Linked DNA regions of Mus musculus: all the other regions are linked to region 3. Evidence: chromatin loops called from intact Hi-C (ENCODE). Cell type or tissue: heart. All regions are shown on one strand.

The links. Hi-C counts contacts between places; a loop is a spot of excess contacts. Peaks named below come from ENCODE experiments on the same cell type or tissue, not always from the same donor. Only the 100,000 strongest peaks of a DNase experiment are listed, where the experiment ranks them.
Region 1: a loop joins it to region 3, with 2.0 times the contacts of the local background. A loop is called at or near these places in 2 of 42 quality-filtered maps.
Region 2: a loop joins it to region 3, with 2.6 times the contacts of the local background. A loop is called at or near these places in 2 of 42 quality-filtered maps.

What each region holds. Positions count from the first base shown.
Region 1 is chrX:11,948,808-11,956,807 of GRCm38, forward strand. No RefSeq gene overlaps it. Among named protein-coding and RNA genes, the nearest start is that of Gm34301, 49 kb to the right of the region's middle. In heart, no CTCF peak of the experiment used is centred here; DNase peaks (open chromatin) are centred at 3,584 and 7,564; H3K27me3 peaks cover 724 bases.
Region 2 is chrX:11,836,575-11,844,574 of GRCm38, forward strand. No RefSeq gene overlaps it. Among named protein-coding and RNA genes, the nearest start is that of Gm26314, 9.9 kb to the right of the region's middle. In heart, no CTCF peak of the experiment used is centred here; DNase peaks (open chromatin) are centred at 3,177 and 3,937; H3K27ac peaks cover 3,481 bases; H3K27me3 peaks cover 1,127 bases.
Region 3 is chrX:11,891,007-11,899,006 of GRCm38, forward strand. It overlaps Gm52427 (a long non-coding RNA gene), which reads right to left and starts at 4,249. Exons shown (of 3, transcript XR_003953078.1): 1 at 4,163-4,249; 2 at 1,740-1,860. In heart, no CTCF peak of the experiment used is centred here; a DNase peak (open chromatin) is centred at 4,595; H3K27ac peaks cover 1,865 bases; H3K27me3 peaks cover 2,924 bases.

The DNA of each region.
Region 1 (8,000 bases), 58 kb after region 3:
GCTCAGCGGCTCCAATTGGCAGTCATGATAGAAATGTTGGGACTGGTGGCCATGTTGAAACTGGAGAACATTGAATCAGGAGCAATGTTTGAACTGGTGACTCTTTCGGAAAGGGTCCATCCCAAACCAGGCATTGAGATCTTATTATTGCATAAATACTACTAGTTCCTCTTCCCTGGTCACCTTAACTTCTCATTACTCAGGAGCCAGCCCGTATATATTCAACCTGGCACAAAAGGTGCCACCTTGGGCTTTAGAGCTGTTCCTTTAAAACAATACAATTTAGTCTCCCTGCTTACCATATGAAAGTCAACACTTTCATACACTATATAAAGTTGAATGTTAAAAAATAATAGCTTTTGTGTTAGAGTATATGCTTTCCATATTCATTTTCCATGCTTCAGGATAAAATATACGATCATTAAGTCACTACAGTAAGTGGCAAAGCAAGATTACTGCTTTCACATCTGGTATGGGTTGCTAATAATCTTGTGTTAACCTAACATTATGGTTAGAAGATATTGCTTTTAAAGTCTTTGGGATGCAGTGTGCCTGACAAAGTGGATTTCAGAAGACCAACAGAAAAGGGAAATAGAGGGAGGTAAAGAGTATGGTTTTATTGGGAGGTGTCTTTTAAAGCACTTTAGTATGGAGAAGTTCAGACGTGTGAAAGCCCAGAGAATTGCAGAGAGAAAGCTGTGACACTATCACCAGCTTCAACAGCCAGCCAGCCAGGGCTAATCCCTTCCCCCATCTCTCATGAGGTTTTGCAGTAAGCCTCATATACCAAACTTCATTCACCTGGGGATACTCATTTGGGTTAATAATATGAAGGGTTATTGCCAAGAAGCCTCTTTCGACACCCTCCCTTGCCAGGAAACTGAGAAGAGAGCTCAGTTGGAGCCAGCTCTCAGGGGGCCAGGAAGTTGCTCTCCAGTTGCCCCAGTGGATCCAGGGTAGAAGACTGTGTTCAACCTAAGGAGGACCAAGAATGAGAAGAAGGGCTGCGTGTTGCCAGTGCCACCTGGATCTCTGGCACCATGAAAAGGATGGAGAAGAGAAAAAGCCAAAAGAAGGGATTGGCAGGATGCCTCAGCACATAAATGCACTTGTCACCAACTTTGATGACCTGAGTTTGATTCCTAGAACCCACAAGGCAGAAGAAAATTACCTTCTTCAATGTATCCTCTAACCTCTAGGTGCACACAGGCATGCACAGGAAAATAAAAAAAAAGAAATGTAAAAAGTAAATTTTTTTTGAGATGAGTTCTCTCTATTATGTAGCTCTGGCTGCCCTAGAACTCACTCTGTACACCAGGCTGTCAAAGAACTCATAGAGATCCACCTGCCTCGACCTTCCAAGTGCTAGGATTAAAGGCTTATGCCATGATGTCTAGCAATGAAAGAGAAGAAGAAGAAGAAGAAGAAGAAGAAGAAGAAGAAGAAGAAGAAGAAGAAGAAGAAGAAGAAGAAGAAGAAGAAGAAGAAGAAGAAGAAGGAAAAATGAAGAAAAATGAACTGAAGGGACTGAGGAGATAGCTCAGTGGGCAAAACATTTACCATGCAAATGTGGAGAGCCAAGTTCAGATTCTCCTTACTAAAAGAAGGCCAGCTAGCCTGAAGTGACCAAGTAACCTTGTCACAAACAAGGTAGAAGGCTAGGACTGACACCCTAAGATTGTCCTTTAATCCCCAAATGCATGCTACAGCATATGTATGCCTGAACTCATACGCTCAGACACATGCATATGAGAGAGAGAGAGAGAGAGAGAGAGAGAGAGAGAGAGAGAGAGAGGAAAGAGAGAGAGAGAGAGGAAAGTAAACCATGATTGTCATTAGAACAACATTAAGAAGAATCTCTCAGCCATGAGGTGACACTATCATGAATGGATCAATGCCTATATTAGTTAGTTATTAGTTAGTTTTTTATCACTATCACAGAACCTGACAGGAACAATGTAAGGGAAGATGGATTTGTTCTGGTTCATGGTTTGATGGGTTATCAGTCCATGGTGACATGGAAGACATGGATGCTGTTGTCATCCTATTGCTGGCAGTGGGAGGTTATGGCTGTTTCACATCTTGGTGGATCAGGAAGCAGGTATGGGACTAGTCCATCCCCATGGTCTATGTGTACTAGCCAAGACCAATGTCTCAAAGGTTCCATAGCTTCCCCCAAACTGCATTACCAGCTATGGACCAAACACAGGGGCCTGTGAAGAACATATTAGACTCAAACCATAAGCTGCCACAAAGGCTTTATGGGAATGGTTTCTCTCCTTCCTTCCACTCTTCATGCGGGAGGCAGCGTTCCTGTTCCTACTGCTGACAGTGATCAGCTCGGTCATCCCTTCTTGCTTATGTCAGGCTCAGATTTGCTATTAAACAGCAGTTGAAAATAATTCTATCTGATACAGAAAGGTGAAGTGGAAACCTTCCACTTCTAAGCATTCTTTGGAAAGTCAGTGGTGTTGGATAGTGTTTTGCTGGGGCCAAATGTGAAGGAGTGTTTTCCTGAAGTGGACACAGGTGAAAGGCTAAGGCAGACTCGTGAAAGAACGTTTGTTTAGCTGAAGCAGACAGAAGTGACAGGGTGTGTGATAAAGGATTCTTCACTAACAACACTCATGTGTTGGTCCACCTTACACTGCATAATTAAGCTACATTTGTCAGGACTCCACAGAGAGGAATGCACCAAAAAACTTCTGGTGGTGTGCTGCAGTTTCTTGCCATTTCTGTAGACTCAAGCTGATTGGCAGAGTGATGGCAGCAGAGTCAGACTCAGGTGCTGAGGCAAGACCTGTTGGGGAGAGAGCATCCACAGACAGTGATGGAGGCTGAGCTTGGCTTGCTTATAGAGCAAGCTGCGCAATGTTTGTGGGTCTCTCATCTTTGCTGATCTGCACTTCACTAAGAGAGGCACAGCCTGACTTTCCTCCTGGTCCCTCCTGCTGATTTATACCAAGGCTGAGGCCTGGCTGTCTCTGCTACGTAGTGCCATTGCTGCTGATTCATGCTTGCTATCCTGACTCTACCGAACTGGACTGCTGGTGTATCTGTGAAGTGTTTGTGAGTAAATAGAGCTGCTGCTGCTAACCTGGGAACTGAACTGTCAATTTTCAGACAACACAGACAGGATACTCCAAAGAATCATTTCTAAACAGGCTCACTTCCCTCGTATCCTTTCTTTTCCACTACCTCTGGTGGGTGGTGGTCTAAAAGGGAGGTTAAAGTGTCTGAGAACCATCATTTTAAAAAGGTTTGAAAGGTCCTGAGGGGTAAAAAATGTAGCTCAATTTGGTAGAGTGCTTACCTAGCATGTGGCAGGCACCCTACAATCCATCCCATGCACTGTAGTAACAGAGGAGTATGGTGGTGCATATCTGTAATCCCAGCACCTATGAGCCACCCTCAATCAAACAACGAGGAAGAATCCCTGGGTTTATTCCAGAGCTCCCACAGGCAAGGCAAGCATTAGAGAGCTCCTCACCCCACCCCAACTCTGGCAGCTGGAAGTCCAAGATCAAGGTATCCATAGAGATCCAAACTTCCCCATTTGTGACTCACCACTCCTTCCTCCCTCTGTGCCCCTCCTTCTAAGGACACTGCCAAGGCCAGCCAGCTGTATTGGACTAGGGCCCAAGCTAACGACCTTGTTTGAATTGGATGACCTCTGGAATGACCCTGTCTCCAAATAAGGTGACATTTGAAGGCCCTAGAAGTTAGAAGAATGTGGGGTGGACATAGTTTAGCCCATGACAGAGAGCACATCTGTGGTCATCTTGAAAAAACTCATTGTCACAAGGAAAAGGCAGTCAGATTTAAGGGTGCACACTTGGAATCCTGGCACCAGGGAGGCTGGGGCAGGAAGATCGCTTAAAATTGAAGCCAAGCACAGGCTACATAGTGAATTCCAGGCCAGCCTGTGCTACCAAGTAAGAATCTGTCTCAAACAAAATAAAACAAGAACCCTGTTGCTTGTATCTCCTGGCTACCATCTACATTCTGTCTAACAGACTGGCTTCTCCACAGAGCAGACATGGTAAATTCTCTCCCATATGAAAGGGACAAGTCAGAAAGAGTCTAGAGGGTTTTGACACCAGGCAGTCCTACATCTCTTTTCTAACTGTGCAACTGTCCAGCTGTCTGGCTTGGCTTGTTGGAGCCTTCCCAGTCTAAGAGATGCCTTGTCTGTGAAACACAAATGCAATCTTTAGCCTGTTGAGTTGTCCTAAGAATAAAATCATGTGCTACATTTGTATTAGCATTTCCTCACTTACAGACAGAAAAAGAAAAGAAAGAAATATGGCTTCAACAAGTTAGGGAACTGTTTGCTACTTACAAAGGGAGGTTTTCTAAGACTAGTTACAACAGCCCTACAACATCACCGATCAGATTGTTTCTCTTCTTCTTCTTCTAGCATCCTCACTATGTAGCTTTTATTCTCATCTTCAAGGAATAGCTGCTGCACCTCCAGGTATGAAGTCCAAGTTCAATACAGGAAAATGGAGAGAAGGAGGAGAAAAGATTAAAGTGGCATGTCAGCTGAGGTGGCCATTTAGCAAAAGCTTTCTCAAAGACCCACTGTAAGACTATAAGTACAATTGAGCAGTAAAGTCCTTCTATATATAGCATGTGTGAATCTCTTGGTTCAATCTCTAATACCACACAAACAGTAATAACAATAAAATAAATCACTACTGTCTTCCAGCTTCTTTCACTTATATATAATTAAGCAGTCTTGGTCACATGGGTACTATAGCTGCAAGGGAGTCTGGAGTCGATTATGCATTCTGCATAATAGAAAGAGGCAAGTAGAAGATAGTGCAGCCATCCACAGTATATGCAGGCTCAAGAATTTAATAAATGTTTCCTGGAACCAATTTTGGATAAAGCCATACCTCCCCATCCTCTCTGGGTCACTGAGATGGCTCCAGGTCTAAACCCTGCCCTAAGATTTCCCTTCATCAGTAGGAATGAACAGGTAGACAGAATAGCCTGAATGCCTTCAAACCATCCCACGTCAGCTTTTCCTTCAAACATGGTCACCAACAAAACTTCAGGATGCTGCAAAGGACATTGGGGAACTTGGCCCCAAAGCTCAGGGGCTCTACCACAAATCTACAAGGGCTAACTAGGGACATGAAAAGATGTGGAGTTGTGATAGAAAGAGAGAGGGTTTGTTTAGAGAATTGGCTGCCCTTCCCCAAGAACCGGATAGACCTTAACTGGAAGCCAGCAACCCTCCCAGCATATGGGGGCTACCCAACATGTCCAGCCAAAAGACTGATTTTTAAGAATGTTTATTTTTCCTAAGGATCTGGGAGCACAGTCTTGAGCATACTACAAAGTACTATACCACTAAGCTACATCTCTAGTCCTCAAAATCCATTCTACACAAAATTCTTATTATGTTTATTTTGGGGGGATATATGTGTCTATACCAGTGTGGGCACTCACATACCACAGAGCATGTGTGGAAATCAGAGGACAACTTATGGGAGTTGGCCATCTTCTTCCACTATGTGATAACTTGATTGAACTCAGGTTATTAAGTTTAGTGGCAGGTGTCTTTATCTGTTGAGCCACCTTGACAGCCTCGTTATTTGGTTGTTTGGTTGTCTAGTTGGTTAGCTGGTTGCTTTTGAAGACAAAGGCTCATTATGGAACCCAGGCTTGCCTCAAACTCCCTATATGAGCCCAGGCTGAAGGTTCAGGTCTTACAAGGTCCCAGGCATTGCTAGAAGTATAGCTGTGGTAGAGTGCTTGCCTTGGTAGTGTGTGCACAGTCCCAGGTTTCAGCAATGGATACAATTGATAAATCAAACCCTTTACAAACTAGGAATTTGAAAAAGCTCACTAATGGAATGTTTTACTCAATAAAGCAACCTTACAGACATGGGGAACGATTATATTTATACATACAAACAGTAATACTCACGTACCTTCATATGTACAGATTGTTGCGCTTAGGTGTGGATCTGAGGACCCCAGGAAGGGCAGGAACATTAGGCATTGCAGTAATGGGGCTTTGGTATCAATGGCATGTCAGGAGGCAGCAGGAAAAGGAGCCTGTGACAACCCTATCCAGAGAGGTGTGGCGTGGCAAATAGCATTTACTGCATTGCTCTGGAAGCCAAGTTTGCCTGTGTGGCCCTCATTTCCAGGTTCCCACCCTCCAGCTGCCCTTGCCCCACCTCCCACCAGACCTTCTTTATCTAGTGAAACCTGTCTCATCCTCCCAAATCCAATTTAAAGGTGGTGTCTCTGGACATCTCCTCATAGTGAGACTTTAGGCTAAGAGCCTGACTCCCCGGTGCCACAGCCCCAAGGCAGGTAGAGAGTTCATGCACTCACAGCCTATTGACTGTTTCCTCAGCTCTGCTAGGCCAAACAAGGAACTGATTTACTCCATCCCTATGGTCCTGCTGTCAATCAACACCTTGTACAAATGGAAATATATCCATTTTTTCAATTGCCTTTTCGTAATTTCAAAAAGTAATATGTTCCTTCCAAAAGGATAGAAAGAAAATTAAATGAATCACACATCCAGAGATAAACACTGATAACAATTTTATGTCCTTCAGTCTTTCCCTATAAACTTTTTGTTTTATGAAACTGAAATTCTATTGAATATATAGTGCAGTGCATTATAGAACAATTATTTCTCAAAAATGTGATTGTACCATTCTTGCTATTCTTTTCTGTGTCACTTTCTCCCCCCCTCCTGAGCCTTTTAACAATAGCTTGTAGCCACTGTAGAAATTTTGAAAAATTACACATCAAAAAAGGTATAAAAAATGTAAATTGTCTATAATTGCCTGCTATAGGTTTTTCTAAGAGCCAACAGCTCAGCATTTCCTTTCAGTATTTTTTTATGCATTAATTTTACTGCATTTGTTTCTGGCATAATCACAGCAAATTTCCAAATGATTCCTATCCCAAAAGTGGAAAGGTGTTCCTTCTGGATGGGTCACGTCTGGGGCCAGCAGGGGTGACTGACTCACTCTAGGTCTCCACCCCAGGCCCACTGGCCCTGGTGGCAGGGCCTTTTGTCTGTCCCTTGTGTTTCTTTGTCAAATGATCTCCTTCAACCTTAACACTCTTGGAGGTTTTCTTAACAAAGCTAAATCTATGTGCCTCCCTAGGACTCCCAAGCCATAGGCCTCTCCGTTCCCAGAGGCCTCCCCTTCCCAGAGCCTACTCACCACCAAAGCATTTATCAGGGGGGTCTGATGGGCTTTAACAGACAGGAATCAGCCCCTGACTGCAGGTTGGCAAGGCCAACTCTGGTGACACTATGTTCATGTGAACAAGAAGTGGCAGGCTGCAAGGAAGAGCTAGTCATGGGGCCACCCCAGCAGGGGCTCCACGTGTTCTTTACCCGTGGACCTGGGCCCTTATTACAATGGAGCCAGGCTGGCAAACTTCCCTCTTTCTGTGGCACATGCAGGTGTCCAAATAGGCTGGCCCCGGAAGGCTGGTCCTGGGTCTAGAACTGACACCATGCCTTAGAAAAGGAAAGCTATCCCAAGGTCAAGACCTCATCAAAGGCCTTCCTGGAGGAACTGAACAGGAAAAAGGCACTTCCCCTGCGCAGCAGAGTTCCCTGAAGCATGCTTCCTGAAGGTTCTGTTCCCCACCCCAAGGATCCTGGGAAGAGCTGATAAGGATCCGAGAGAGGACAGGGAGGGTGAGAAGAGGGTTGATTGAAGAAGAAAGAGTAAGAGACAGACAGAGACAGAGACAGAGAGACAGAGACAGAGGAGTCTTCCCACAATGTACTGATATTTTTTTTTCTGGTGCTGAGGATGGAGCCCAGAGCACATGCTCTGTCACTAGCCACAGGTCAGTCATTGTTGCAGTGGCGATTTTGCTGTTTAGTTTTTGTTTTGAGACAGGCCTGACCATGCAGACTACACTAACCTCAAACTGATAACCCCTCCTGCCTGCTAGGCTGCCACTGCTGGCTTTGGAATTGCCAAGGATCTGCACTGCTC
Region 2 (8,000 bases), 54 kb before region 3:
GGTGTCTCTTCACAGCAATGTAAACCCTAACTAAGTCAGCAGATTCTCAACAAACCTCACCAAGATGTCAGCACGTCACGCAATTACCTTAGTGTTTCTAGATTTCTCCTTCCAGTGAGTTTACAGTGATTACCAGTCACCATGGACCACCTGCCATCCTCTCCCCTACATTTTGTGACAAATGGAAAACAGGGCAACATTGCTTATGGGTAGACAACCAAGGTAGGACTGTCTGTGCCCAGAAAGTCATCATCCCCTGTGGTATCAAGTGAACAGACCAAAGCTCTGACCTCATTTCTTTGGCATGGTCTCGACTGGTGTGACTTTTAGCCATCACTACACAATCCTGGGCCAGGGGATCTTTGTTCCCAGTGCAGACACCCCATAGGAAAAATTAGTCGGAGGTAGAAGATGGGAAACTGACACTTGGATTCCTCCTGCTCCAAGGCTGGCTGACTATAACCCAAGATTCCAAGAGCAGACTCACATGGCTAGATGCCACAGGCTCGAAAGTCCCAGGATCACGGGTACACTGTGGTTGATGCAGTGAAAACGCTAATAAGCCAGAGCCGTGATGGGAGAAATAAGGGAACAACAGGAAGAAAAAGCATTGTTGGGAAGGCAAGGTAGCACTCTTCTTTTCAAAGAACTCAATGGAATTTCCGTAAAATTCTCAAATAGTGTTGGTCTTAATGACACTCTTAAAAGCATCCTTCTTCAATTCCACTGTGACCAAATATCAAGTGCATGTGGTGCCTTGCATCAAGTAACGTTGGTTTATTTTTTTTTTAAGTTAGAAATAATAGGGCTCTGTAGTGACTGAATCAGGAACACAGTCCCTGGACACTTGTCAACTGTCTCCCTGCTGTGGCTGCTCACCTCAGGCGTGGGTTTGCCTGCAGGCTCTGGAGTGTTCTCTCACACAGCGTAACAGCTCTGGCTCTGTCCTGGGTCACTGTCACCCTAAGAACACCAAAAAGGGGGTGTGGAGGAAGAATGGAGAGGAGCAGAGGAGGGAAGTGGAAAATCAGGGAGGAATTAAGTGGAAGGGGAGCCAAGAAGTGCTAGAAAAGAAAGGAAAATGAGAGGAACTAGGGAGGAGGGGAAGAAAGGGAGGGGACACGAGAGGAGGAAGGCGTGGGGAGAGAATTCTACTGGGGTGGAAAAGCAAATTCCTCAGCCTGCGATAAACAGAATCCCAGCTGCAGCAAGATGACTCCAGCGGGGGAATCATTCAAACTGTGAATTCCTGAGAATGGAAAATGAATTCATCTGCACTAGTGGATGGAAAACTCAGGGACGATGGTGCCTTGGTAGACTCAGTATTGCATGCCCCCTCTACCTGGGCTTGGTCACAGTAGTGAGTGATAAAAGGGGACAGGAGTTAAGGGTTGTGTACAGCCACGTACCCAGCAGCCCTCTGGTCAAGTTACTTCAAGTCCCGAGGGGCACAGAAGGAAAACCAAGGCTGGAGGACGGGAGTTAGAAGCTGAAAACTGAGGTGAAAAACCACAAGGCTTGCAGCTAGAGACAGGTCTGAGAAGCCCTGGTGGTGGGATGACCTGAAGATGAGACCCTACAAAGTTGGGGCAAAGAGGTGGGCGAAAGGAAGAAAGCTACCGGACAGCTGAGAACAAAACCCTCTCACACAGTGGGTGTGGTGGTGCTGGCCTCTAAAAGCAGCACTCTGGAGGCAGAGGTAGATAGATCTCTAAATTCCAGGTCAGCTTGGTCCACATAGTGAGTCCCAGGCCAGCCAAAGCTACATAGTGAGACCTTATCTCAAATACACACACACACACACACACACACACACACACACACACAAACACACACACACACCATACACACACACACACACAAACACACAACACACACCCACACCATACACACCACACACACAAACACACAACACACAACACACACACACACCATACACATACACACACACACACACACATACACACACACCACAACACACATACCCCCCCACACACACATGGGAAGTAACTCAACAGTAGGGTTCCTGATTGCCAGAAAGGCCTGATTCATTCCAACATTTAAGACAGATGAGTCGTGTAACTTCCCCCTCCAGAACTCACTATGGGCTGAAGCTAGGGTGAGTCTCTTGTTACAAAAGGAATGGTCTGTCCTCTAAATTCATGAAGGGAAATCTCAACTCTTAAGGTGATGAGACCTTTGGGAGATGATGCACTCTGGTGAGGGTGGTAGAACCCTGCCCAATGTGTCTAGTACCTTGGCCAAAGAGACCTCAGAGTTCCTCCCTCTTTACACATACAAGGGTGCAAGGAGGAACACCCTAGAAAGGAGTCTCCCCAGAACTGACCCCCAACCTCTAAAACTGTGAGGACTACTTCAATGTCTTGTCGGCTACCATGCCTATGGTTTTTGGCTGTAGTAGCCCAAATTGAGTAAGGCACTTTGTAGAGAACTTTACAATTGGTTGGCTCTCTCCCCTTCTCACCCTACTTCTGCTCTGCCCTTATAGTGTGTCTGGATTCCCCTACAAATCCTCACTTTGGTTTGTTTTGGGGGAAACAGAAGTAATAGGTCTGGCTGGACAGTAATGACAGTTGTCACAGGAGGCCCCTCACAGTGGTACAGTGGTACAGTGGTCAGTGGTCATGCAAAAGAGAAATCAGAAGCTCAGCTACGGGAAAGGACTTGCCCAGGGTGGCACTCAGGTGAGCCAAACTGCCTTCCTTGGCCCAGTATTGCCAACTGCCTTGATGGCCCACTAACAAGAGATAGGCTTTACCAGCAGTCCTGTGAGAAGCCCTAGAAACTTCAGAAAGGAGCTGGAATCTCCTGGGCCCCACTGCCAAGGCAGTCCAGGGCTAGTTAGGCATTCAGAACAAAGGCGAGAAATGCTCCTATCCAAGACATCCGAGAGGGGATTGATTCCTTACCATTGACAGACTTCTCCAAGTCAAGCCTGCACAGCCCCCAGAGAGCTGCAGCTAGAGGCCTACTTGTTAATCAAATCCTCAATCTCCACGTTTTTGTTTTTGTTTTTTTTTTTAAGGACAATTCCCCAAGACAGGACTTGATAGGAAGAGACCAGAAGCTGCTAAAACACCCTATGAATAAATGTTCAGGGTTCCGTCCGGAGACACCCACGGTGGCTGATGAGTCATCCCAGGGCCAGCTGTCACCACAGAGAGCTATATATAGAAGGGACAGGCCAGAGGGGTGCTGGGACCTAAGGCAAGGGGGAGAAACACATACCTAGGAGGTGAGGCCCCAGCTGGGGGACAGGGCCAGATCACTTGGAGACTATATACTTAGCTCCCCGAAAAGAGAATGTGGGTCAACAATTTCCCAGCAGAGCCCTGTGTGTGAACTGGAAGCCACTGGCAACAGGGCTGGACTCCAGCTCTGCCAGCGCATTAAGGATGAACAGTGCTAGCAATAGTAACGCAGGGAGGCTGATTTTGTGCGCTCTTCGCGGGGCCCCTCTCCAGCTCCTCAAGTGTACTGGAAGCGGGCATTTGCATGCCACTGATTAAGCAGCAGGCTGGAGTGCGGCCTCCAGGCTTGGTTAGGCTAGACTATCACTGTATGCTTGCCACCAGCTGTATGTGGCTATTGAGCTTGCTTAGATGTGGTCAGTTCTAAATTGAGATTTGCTGTTAAGTGTGAAAGACGCAGGGGGATTTCTAAGGCTCAGTTTCAAGAAAATAATGTGGAACACCTCATTAATATCTTTTTTGCCTACATTACATACTGAGATGGTAATATTTTGGATAAATGGTAATAAATAAAATATATTATTCAAATTACCCTCGCCTGTTTTCTTTTGAATGCTGTTCAAGTTCTATTTCTATTGGACAGTGCTGGGTTACAGGCTCGAGGCCAGAACCTTCAGGAAATCCTGGCTATGCCTTCTCCTGATGAGTCCAGCCTGCTTCCTGGTTCAAGGCTGCTTTGCAGACAATGCCAGCAGCCAGCTGCAGCTCTGCCTTCGCCTGGAAGATCCAGGCTACACACAAAATCCCCTAAGTGGCTATGACTCCAAAACTCACCCTGCATGCCTTCATCGAGAGCAAAGGGACAAATCTTGTCTGCAACTGTTTCTTCCCTTTTCCCTGGGTAGCCCCCGAGGGAGTGCCACACCATGTGTGATGAGAGAGAGAGAGAGAGAGAGAGAGAGAGAGAGAGAGAGAGATCAAGCTACTTCTCAAATTGAAACAGCTCTTTCCTCACATGTACTACCTCAGAGAATGCAAGGAGCGAAAGGCGATGAGAGAGGCTTGAGAGAGTCAGACACAAAAATGTCACATCCGCTGTCCACTGAGACCTGAGCAGGGAGGAGGAACGAGTTTGCATGTGCATGTGTTGACCTGAGGAAAAGGTTCAAGAGGGTGTTGCAGGCACAACAGGGCACAACAGGAAAGAGATGGGCTCCGGGGGTGGGGGTGGGGTCCGGGAGTTAATAGGTCCCCTTTTGTATCACTTTAAATTATTCACATCAGAACAATGGAAAGAATATAGCAAAATAAAAAATGCATGGGACCAAGAGGGCCTGGATCCCTGTGCAGTGGAAACAGCACAGGAGGAGGAAGTCCTCAGAGATAACTGTGCACCTTAGATGACAGGCCTGGGATACACAGGGGTGTCCACAGTGCTCCTAGGCCAGCAGGGCCTGTCTTGGTGCTCCTTACCTCAGTCTTCTTTTCTCTCAAGCTGGTTGACATCTGGATCTATTCTGAGGTCAGCCCTCAGTGGCCAGGCCAGGACCCCCTGAATGACCTGCATTTAGTCTCATCAAAGCAGCATTCTGTGTTTGCAGATGAAGCTACCCCTAGACAGAAGCATTCTAAGCAAGTGTGCCCACCCTCAGTCATGCCTTTTGGGACGTCTATAAAGGAGATTTGGGGACAATTGTCTCTGTTTGCTCAGGTTCACACAACAAAACATCACAGACTAACTGGGCCCATGCAGGAAGCGGAGGATGGAGGACTGGAGGGCCAAGCCTGCCTGCCCTATAGAGCAAGGTAAAGACAAGACCCTGTCTCACGAAGGAGAAGGAGGGCTGCAGGTGTAGCTCAAGGGTAGAGCACTTGCTGAGCATTTGTGAGCCCCTGGGCCCAATCCCCAGCACCACAAGAAAGAAGAGTACTGCCAGCCAGCCGAGGACCTTAGACACCCCGTATTTACTTTCTCATGGTTCTGAACAGGTCAAGGGTCAGCTCCTTCTGAGGCGTTTCTCCTTGGCTTGAGGAGGGCTATGGTCCCTCCTTTTTTTCTGGGAGAGGGGTTGTAAGACAGGATGTTTCTGCATAGCCCTGGCTGTCCTGGAATTCTCTCTGTAGACCAGGCTGGCCTCGAACTCATGCCTGCCTCTGCCTCCAAAGTGCTGGAATTAATGGCATCCGCCACATGCCTGGCTGAGCACTTCTTTTTGAAAAAGTGTGTGTGTCTGTGTGTGTGTATGTGTGTGTGTGTGTATGTGTGTGTGTATGTGTGTGTGTGTGTGTATGTGTGTGTGTGTGTATGTGTGTGTGTGTGTATGTGTGTGTGTATGTGTGTGTATGTGTGTGTGTGTGTATGTGTGTGTATGTGTGTGTATGTGTGTGTGTGTGTGTGTGTGTGTGTATGTGTAGGAGTGTGCAGGACTACCTCATATGTAGATCCTTCTCACTTTCTACCTTGTTTGAGGCAGGGTCTCTTGCTGTTTGCTGGCATGTCGCCAAGGCTAAGTGGGCCAGTGAGCTCCCAGAAAGTCTCCCGCATCTGCCTCCTCCCATTTCTGCTTGGGAGTGCTGGCTTTACAGCTGTGTTAGCACATCTAACTTTACACAGGCTCCAGCGCTCTGAACTCAGGTTTTCACACTTGCATAGCAAGCACTTTACTCATTGAGCCATGGTCCAACCTCTGATTATGATGTCTCTTCGTCCAAGCTTCTTAAACTTATGCACATGAGTACACTGGTGCTGTCTTCAGACACACCTGAAGAGGGCATCAGACTCAGTAGAGATGGTTGTGAGCCACCATGTGGTTGCTGGGGATCGAACTCTGGACCTCTGAAAGAGCACTGCTCTTAACTGCTGAGCCATCTCTCCAGCCTACAATAGTTCTTACCACTGATAGCTTCCTACTGGTGTGGGAAACTCTCCATCACATAGGAAAAGCCCAGGAAAGAAGGGTTACAGACTTCTTTTCTACTGGGACATCCTTGTGTGGATGAGCTGAAACCTATAATGGCTCTTGGTCACTTTGAATATGTGTACATGCATGCACCCACTACCTCACAATTTTGCACAATGTATTGGAGGAGGGGGGCACAATTGAACCCATAACAAGGAAAAAAAAAACAAATTAAGGCCAAGCCAGACTTCTGCACCTGATAAAGCTCAGAATCCCATTGCTGCGCTCAGAGCCTCCTGCATGTGTACGTGCAAAAGCTGAAGGCAATACTCCTTCAGACCAAAGGCTTCTGCTGATAGCTGCTGTCTTCCATGGAGCAGTGTGCCTGGTTTAGCAGGAAAACTGATGGAACCAGAATAAAAGCTCTTAAACAAGGCTCTGTTCACTTAGTATGTTTTCACCAAGGAACGTGTCTCCAGAATGAATTAGGGCTTAATTTATGACCAGTTGGGACCTGTCTATGACTTTAAAAAGGGGGATGGGGTGGGGTGGGGATAGGCAATGAGCAAGATAGCACAACAAGTCACAGTAGAAAGATAGAACTGTCTCTCAAAACGGTCAAACTGTCCTCTGACTGCCAAATGTGCCAACACTCACAAACACACACAAACACCATACACATGCACACACATACACAACAACAATCAATTAAATTAATTGGAGCTCATGATGTTTCTCAATCAACAGAATGCCTGCCTAGCATACACCTAGAAAGTGCTGGGTTCTATCCCCAGCACTGCAGAAACTGGGTATGACGGTGCACATCTGTAAACATAGAACTAGGGAGATGAAGTCGGGAGAATCAGAAATTCAAGGTCATTGTCAGCTACATATAAGTTTCCATCCACCCTGGGATAAGTGAGATTTTAAAAATAAATGAATGAAATGAATGAATAAATAAAATTTAAGATTTAAGAAGGAAAACAAAAAAAAGCAGATAATATTTTGCAAGATGGTTGTAAGATCTTCCATAGCACGTGCCTTTCTTACATTCTGATGTTAGGGTTTTTTTTTCCCCAGACAAGGTCATATTCTATAGCCCAGGCTGGCTTCAAGCTTACAGTGATCTTCATTTCTTAGTCTCCCAAGTGCTGAGATCATAGGTGTGAGCCAACATGGCCCATCCCATCCAAGAACTAGAGTCCACGGACTGGGAAGATGGTTCACTCAGTACCTACATAAAAAGCCAGGCATCGTAGTATGCTCTTCTACGTACAGCTTGTAGTTCTAGTGTGCAGAGGCAGAGACAGTCAGGTCCCTGAGGCTGACTGGTCAGCCAACCTAGCCTAATGGGCAAGCCTCAGATTCCAGTGTAGAACATTGTCTCAAAAGGGGATGGGGGTTTTAGAGGGAGTGAGGAATAAGAGTGGTAGAAGGTAGCATTTGGAACAATCAAAGTACATTATACAAGTATACACTATTGTCAAAGAATGCAGCATAAATACAAAAAATGTTCAAAAACTTTAAAAAGAGCAAAGGTCCAAGCCAGGCATGGTAGTATATATCTACAATTCCAGTACGTAGGAACTGGAGACTAAGGCAGGAGGATGGCAAATTTGAAGCCACCCTGACTACATACTAAGACTTCGTTTAGAAAGTATTATTTTTACCAAACTATTTTGAAGAGTTGGAGTCTGTGACTTCAGTTCCCAGCACCCGCATTGGGCAGCTTACAACTGCCTGGAATTCCAACTCCAGGGGACCTGATGTCCCCTTCTGGCTTCTTTGGGGACTTGTACTCATGTGCACATACCCACCCAGAGATACACAGATAAAAACACATAAGTTTTAAAATTTTCTATTATTTCTACTTTCCCTTGTAGGGGGA
Region 3 (8,000 bases):
TTTGGCTTCCCTCTCTCCCTTCCCCTCCCACTCTCCCCACATGGTTCAGGGTCATGACCACTCTGGACTCTCCCAGATGTGTCTGCCTCTGGCTATGCTCTCCCTTATACTTATAATAAACTTTCTCCACCATACCTAGGAGCAGTCATGGCCTTTCCTTTCTTTTTTATTTCTTTTTTTTCTTATTCAGTTTGCTCCTATTTATTCGTCTTTTGCTCCACAGTCCCTGCTGTGCTGCTATCTCAGAAGCCTGCTAGTCTATGCCCAAATCTGAATTCTTTAACTTTCCCCAAGCTTGTTCCTCTTCCTTTCTAGTTCTGATCCAAGCCAGAAATCCAAATGGAAACAAAAGCAGAGACAGAAGAAATTGTAGAATCCCCTAGTATATTATAAGAGTGTGTAAAATCAAAATAAAGAGGGCGCAGGGCAGTGGAGATGGCTCAGCCAGAAAAAGTGCCTGTCCCATGAGCATATGGACCTGAATTCAGATCTCCAGAACTTACATTAAAGCCAGGCATGGTGGTACTTGTCTGTAATCCCAGATCTGGGGGCTGGGGAACCTCGGAAGATCTTAGAAGCCTGTTATCCCCCAACTTAGCCAACCAGTGAGCTCTGCATTCATTGTCTCAAAAACTAAGAAGGAGGGAGGCAGAAGATGAGAGATGTCATCTTCCAGCCTCCACGTGCATGTGGCGTGTACATGTGCCCACACGCGCACACACCTTCATGCACATGTGCCCATGAGAGACAGACAGAAAAGAACGAAGGAAGGGTACAAACAATGAGTAAAAAGGTTCAGTTGAAAAGGTATCTAAGCACTTAGGTGACCAGCGAAAGAGTGAACTCCAAAGCAGGAAATGCCAAACATACTTTGACTCTTCTTTGTTGTTCCTGAAACCTAAGGTCGCCTAAGTCAAGTCATTTCTGCACAAGCAAGGTGTCATAGCTTTGTTTGTCTGTTTCCTTTTATTGACATAATCACGATGTTTTTTTTTAATCTTTCCAGAAACAAGTTACAAGCCAAGAGCTCTGTGAGAGTTTTCTACCTCCTTCGAAACCTTTCTTCACCTCTCTATCCTCCCACCTTCCCATGACACAGTTCCAGAGGAGGAGTCCCCAGGATTCCAAGTTGGAAAGAGCAACTGTCCAGCCACGATCAATGTGTAATGAGACCTGTACACCCTCCTCCCCCTCACCTTACTTTCTTCTCTTTCTTCATGCCACCTTACCATGTGTTCCACCTGCGTCCATTTAAAACCAGGTCTAGGGGGAGGTAGGAATAAGAGAAAACCTTTGCAAAAAAAAACTTGGTCTGGTGTTCATGCCTCTACTCCCAGCACTGGGGAGGCTGAGGCAGGAGAATAGCAAGTTTGAGGCCAGCCTGGGCTGGAAAGCTAGCTCTCAAAACATGATACTTAGAAGCAACAGACAAGAGCTGGCTTAGAAACACAATTTTCTGTATGGTGTAGCTCAGTCTCCTCCAGCCTGACTTTACAGTTTGAATCAACAAAGTGCAAAGCTCACTGGCTAAGTGAATACCAGCAGTCACTGGCACTGGGGCGTATCTCCTTCTCTGAGAGGGGAAAACCCGCCCCATCCTCTGGGTCATCTTTGTTGGAGCTCTTAGCAAATGTATCACACACAGATGTCATGGAAAGACGAAGCCGAGGCCACAGCCAGTATTGTCACACTGTACGGCACTGGCTAAAAGCCACTCAATTCTCTGCCTACCACCTTACCTTTAACACAACCAGTCAAATCCTAACACTATGACAAGCAGGCTAGTGTCCTCCTTGATGTCCTAGAATGGTGCCCTTCCTGTCCTGGGTGGGCCAGCACGCCTCAGCTCTCCAAGATCACCTATAGAGGAAAGAGAATAGGAAACTGTGAGATCAAGCAGGGTAGACCAACTGTTTTCGAAAGCTCTGTGAGCCACAGAGTAGTCCTCACAGAAGAAAGGCCCCTACATACTGATTCCAAGTGCCACAGGTAAAATAAATCTTTCTGGCTTTCCCCCATAAGCTTTTAGGAGCCCAAAGGCTAATTGTCAAACTAATGTAAGGTTCTAGATTCTTAGAGAAAGCCAGAAAGGAGCCCAAGGTAAGTGTCACACCCAGTTATCCTTGAGCAACGTATCCAAAAGGGTTGTTTACTGCTGTCCCACCAGCACGTGAACCACCTTGGGCTGTCACTCACCAGAGAAGCCCTCTCTGACCCCAGGAGAACTACAAAACAAAGCCAAGGCCTCCTCCCAGTCTTCCAGGCTCCTGAGTGTTGTTTTTGGCTCCCACAGGACATCTGAAACGTGGTGGCCAGTGTGGGGGGCTAGGGCACCTTTCTCCATGCTTATTAAAAATCTTTTGTGTGGCACAGAATAAATCCACTTTATTGGGCTTGCTTGGCCAGCACTTAACTTCTTCATCCCTCATGATCTGTAACACTTTCGTTCCTGCCTGAGACCAAAAACCTTCCTCACCCTTTGGCTCTGGACTTCCTTTATGAGGCCATCATAATTAGAGAGTGGCCCAACCTGGTGGCCCAAGGTGCCTCCTCCTTCTCTCCACAGCCCTGCCGGGCCTCAAAGGACTCACACCTAGTGCCAGGCTGGAAGATCAGTCTGGAAGGAAAGCCAGTTGTCAAACAAATCATCGTTCCGGGAACACAAAGCCACAGGGACCCTCAGGGTGCTGCTGACACTCAGGCAGGCAGCATCAGAGAGTCTTGTCTCCTGTGTGGCACCAAAGTCCCAAGTTTGAAGACAGAAAGCTGGCTGCTGGCCAGCAACTGTAGCAGACACCTTATCTAAACAAAGGGAGGGGGCAAGGAGTGAGGGAGGGAGTGGGTGGACTCTGCGTGGGTGGTTTCCTGTTGCTTTTTTTTCTTTGATAGCCTTGGGTCTCTGTCTCTCCTCCTCCTCCTCCTCCTCCTCCTCCTCCTCCTCCTCCTCCTCCTCCTCCTCCTCCTTTTCTTCTAATCTATTCAGTTTTGTAGTATTCAACAACCAGGCGCTTGCCAAAACCTGGCAGTGATACCCACCCAGCCATTTCCAGTCCAAACGGCTCCTGTCAACTTTTATGACCCTGCGCTAAAACTCCAGGCATGTCTCTTATTTACCCAGGCTGTCTGGCCTTCCATTTTTCACGTGTGTGTTACCCCTGCAGTTGCTTCAACTTCCCTCTGGCCCTTAAAATGCCAGTAAACGCCCAGTCCAATTTAAGCTGGGAGGTGTGGAGTATTTCATCTCTTCGGGCGCCTGCACTGCTTAATGTCATTTTTGTCTCTGTTCGGCTTGGGACGCGAAGGAAGAGGACGACTACTGCATTGGGGAAAATTGCTCTTTCGCTGGAAACCATTGTTACTAATAATAGCCTCACCCATCAAAGAGCTAGCATGGCCCCTGCCTGCAGGGGTGGGGTGCACACATACCTGACTCAAAGGAGACATGGCTGGCCTAGGTCAGTGGGTGAGGGCCACAGCCATAGCCACTCCATGCCTTGGAACTGTGCTTACATTCTGGCCTTTCATTCTTTTAATCCTTTACACAAACACTGTGTGCATAAGCCAGCATCTCTCTCTCTCTCTCTCTCTCTCTCTCTCTCTCTCTCTCTCTCTCTCTCTCGTGTGTGTGTGTGTGTGTGTGTGTGTGTGTGTGTGTGTGTGTGCGCGCACGCGCAAGCGCATTGTGTCTTTGAAATCATCCCAGCAAAAGGAGGTCCATGGTTGAGCCTGACCCAGTGCAATGCAGAATATATTATTTCTTTCAGAGCATGGCTAGCAGATCTACACGTGAATCACAGATCAAACACGGCTAGCAGAAACAATGACAGGAAGCGCAGCCAGAATGAATCAATTCCTTGATCCTGCTATACCAAAAAATTAAAGCGGAGCACTCCCGGGGTTTTTAACCCAGATAAGACTTCAGCCATGGCCGTGTTTCCCATGTTCCTGCCTTGCTCCTTTTGACTCCCTTTTTCTGTGGATAAAATAGGGAATATGAAGTGAGCAGGGTCAGGTTCTTTTCGTTCATCTGGATTTTTAAAATGACATGTCTCTGTTCCTTGCCCCCAGTATATGCGCGCACACACACACACACACACACACACACACACGCACACGCACACGCGCGCGCACGCGCGCGCGCGCGCGCGTGCACAAGTTTTACCTTTTCCCCCAGAACCAAACAGGATATGGGTTCTACCATTTCTTCCAGCAGAGTGAGAAGGGAAAACACAGAAAGATCCTTTCAAGGTATCAGTTCCTAAAAGGGAAAAAAAAAATCTCAAAGCAAAGAAAGTTCTAGTTCCCAGCTTGCCATTCATTCTCCATCTGCAAGGGTGGATACAGCCCCTTCATTCTCGAAGATCTGTTTAAATATGTAGGTGGTCTGGCTCTAGTCAGCTGGGTTTTATGTCGGCATTGACCCCAGGCTGACCCCAGCCCTGAAGATCCCTCATAGCCCTGCTGGCAGAGAGCTGGAGGGTGGAGCTGGTTTGTGTACTGATGGGCCACTAAGGCCACCCTGTCGGGCTGGTCAGCTGCAGCCATGTCCTCTCCTGACCTCTGCTCTAATCCCGAGGACGCCCTTTATTTAGACACCACAGTCCAGCCTGATCTTCAAGTCCTGGCTTGACTGGCTGGCGTCAAGCCAGGCATGGCCACAGGCTGGCTCCAGAGGGCTCTCCCAAGGAGGCCACAGCAGACTGGGGAGGCAGGCCAGGCCCAGCAGGCTCTGGCAGAATAGACCAGAGATTCCATGCAGGTCTGACTTGCAGACTGGGTTAGGACTCCAGGGGTGATCCTGTCTCTGACCTTGGCTGTGGTACAACCATCTCTGATCCCCTTGTGCCCCTTGTATCTAGATCAGTGCTCCCCAACCTTCCTAATCTGTCACCCTTGTGTTGTGATGACCCCTACACACACCACAGAACTGTTTTCATTGCTACTTCATAACTGTCATTTTGCTACAGTTAGGAATAGTAATGTAAAGATCTGTTTTCCAGTGGTCTTAGGTGATCACTGTGAAGGGTTGTTCGCCCCCTGTCCTCCCTCAAAGAGGCTGTGACCCAATACTTAGGAACTGCTTATCTAGAGAGAAGGCTATGTGAGGCTGGAACAGACAGACATATAGATGCTGGCCTTGGACTACTTAGTAATGATGCAGTCTTGAACCAAGGTGGCCACCCTAAATAGAAAGAAGCGAGAATAGCATCATCGCCAGGAGACTCCAAAGGAAGCCTTGTAATCTTGGCCCGAGGAAGCTAACTGCTGCTCCCGTTTCCAGCTGTCAGTGTGTGGTCACTTGGCATGGCTCACTAAGGGCCACTGGGAAGTTCCAGAAGGACAGCACCAGGTACTAGGGCTGGAACTGTCCTGTATCTTAGGTTCTTCCCAACAACAAGTTAGTAAAGGAGCGAACTGTCAGGCTTTGCCCCAGTCTCACTGATTAAAAATGGAGAGTCCAAGAAAATGAGCATCTTATTCAAAGCCATCTGATGGCAAAGCTGGGACTAGAACAGCGGTCACCAAAGCCTAGTACTGTCCCCTTTCTATGAGTTGAGCCACCATGTCCAAGGCCACTGAAGCCACTCTGAACAATTCTAATGAGAGCGAGGGTTTAGCGACACATGTGGAAGAGCTTGGGCAGATCTCTCCAGGGCAGGTAGGACAAAGGAACCTCCTGCCCACTTTCTGGCCCTTGGGTGAGACTTGCATTTGAACAGATATTGAGGTCGCTGGACACCCCACCTGGACTTAGCTCTCCTCCCAAAGGAAAAGAAGTTGAAGACATACCTTCTTTCTCAGTGACTCACTTCAGAGCCCCATTGGGTCTCCCAGGCCCTCATATTCCTCTAAGGTGCTATGGGAGGGACTTAGGAAGAGGGCCACCACCCATGAGGAGCTGTGGAGCCAGAGAGCAAATCTGTATAGAAATGCTCATGGTAAGGGGGCAATTGTTCCACACTCCATCAGGCAGGTGTCCCCAAGAAGTCCCCTGCCATTGGGGGAAGCTTGCCAGAAGTACCGCACAGAGGATACAGCCTGGAAATTCCAACTCTAATCTGTGACCTCATGAGCCCTGGGGGAAAAGCCTGGGGGCACTGACATATCATGCTGTCCAGAGAGCCTAGGGCAGCCAGGGGATACAAAGCTCTGGCTCCCTCTCCCTCTCCCTCTCCCTCTCCCTCTCCCTCTCCCTCTCCCTCTCCCTCTCCCTCTCCCTCTCCCTCTCCCTCTCCCTCTCCCTCTCCCACTCCCACTCCCACTCCCTCCCTCTCTCTCTGTGTATGTGTGTGTCCCTCTCTCTGATCCCTTCCATCTTTCTATCTTTTTCTGTCCCTGACACCTCTCTCTCTCTCTCTCTCTCTCTCTCTCTCTCTCTCTCTCTCTCTCCCCCTCCCTCTCCATCCCCCTCCCCCTCTCTCCATTTGCACTCCATTAACTCCCCCACACCCCCACACCCCCACACCCCTGTAAGCTTCTCTCCACACTGGCTCACTGGCCTCTCCCGAAAGCACACACTCTATAGATTACAGGTGTGAGATTCCCACACCACGCTCCACTTCCCTAGCCATCCTACTGACATGAGGCTGTACTAAATAAAGCAAAACCAGCAAAGATTTGCTCACCCTTGCCCTCCAAGAGCCTCCAGTCTGATGAGGGGGCACCCTTTAGTGTACTCTGTAGCGCAATAGAGAGCTCAGGCTACCACCATGTGGAATGTGGGGTGAGCATAGAGATAAGAGTAAACAATCACAGGACCCCATCACCTAAGCCTGGCCCAGGGAGGCTCACCTAAGGGGTTCAAACATTCTCCAGAGGGCAGTGAGGAGCTGTGGAAGGTTTTTGAGATCCAAGTGTGTTTTTGAGAGTTTCCCATGGCTGTGTAGTGGGAAGATTTGAGAAATGCAGGGAGCTGGGCAAGGTGACCTTTTAGGTCTTTAAGCCTGGGAACGGGGGTGGGGGGGGGAGATGATGAAGAGTCGAAAAGTCACCAGGCAAAACAAGAATCACCTTGGAGCACCAAGAAGAAAGCAAGGCTGGCCAGCTAAGCACCACTCCCCAGGGGTGGACACATTTGGCAGCAAGCAGAGGGTATCCCTGTGTATTCTGTGCAGTTGGGCCCTGTACTATCAGACCTTGAGGCTGCCCTTCCCACCTCACACACAACAGAGAAGCCACAAGCAGTCCCTTTATTCCTTAGGATATGTGTAGTTGGGGCCCTTCCCCAGCTTAGTCCTGTCCTCTTCCCCCAGCCATGGTGAGGAATGTTCCGTCCCTGTCAGTGGCCTGAGAGGCTTGATTGGAAACCCCCCCCCCCCCAATTCTTCTCCACAGGCCCTCCACTGGGCCTTTCTACAAGTCTGCTGACAGACTTGGAGGTAGCCGGCTGAACTGAGGCCTGAGTTAAGACGAGGGACGGACGCTCCACATTAGCATGCTGTTCCACGCTGCCAGCTTTTCTCCAGTGTGTCTGGGCCGTTCTTGCCAAGCACTGTGTGGAGAGCTGCAGGGGACAGGACAGGACAAGGTGCCCAGAACCAAGAGTCCCGGAAGACAAGGACAATTTGTCAGGGTTCTGGGAACCACTGGAGGCCACAGGGTCCAGGGTTTACCCAGGCTGCCTGTAGCGGACAAGGTTTCCTGGCTCCTTGGGGGGCCCCTGACCAACAGCCTAGCCCTTCATGCCCCCCCCCTCTTTTGCCTGACTACCTCTTCCCTAATTTCCAAAGTCCAAGAGCAGAAGCCAACGGCTCTGTTCTCTGCTTGCTTGTTGGTGGTGCTGGAGATTGAACCCAGGGCCTCACGGCTGCTAGGCAAGTGCTTCACCCCCCAGCCACAAAGTAACCCCAGTTTTAATTCCTTTCTTTGTCAATCCACAGTCACAGAGACCAGACCAACCAATGAGGAATAACAACAGGGTAAGGGGCAGGGGCAGCTGCAGGGTCACTAGGAGGCAGCTACAAGTTTTTCAGGCTCCTGCCTCTTACGAGTTCACAGTC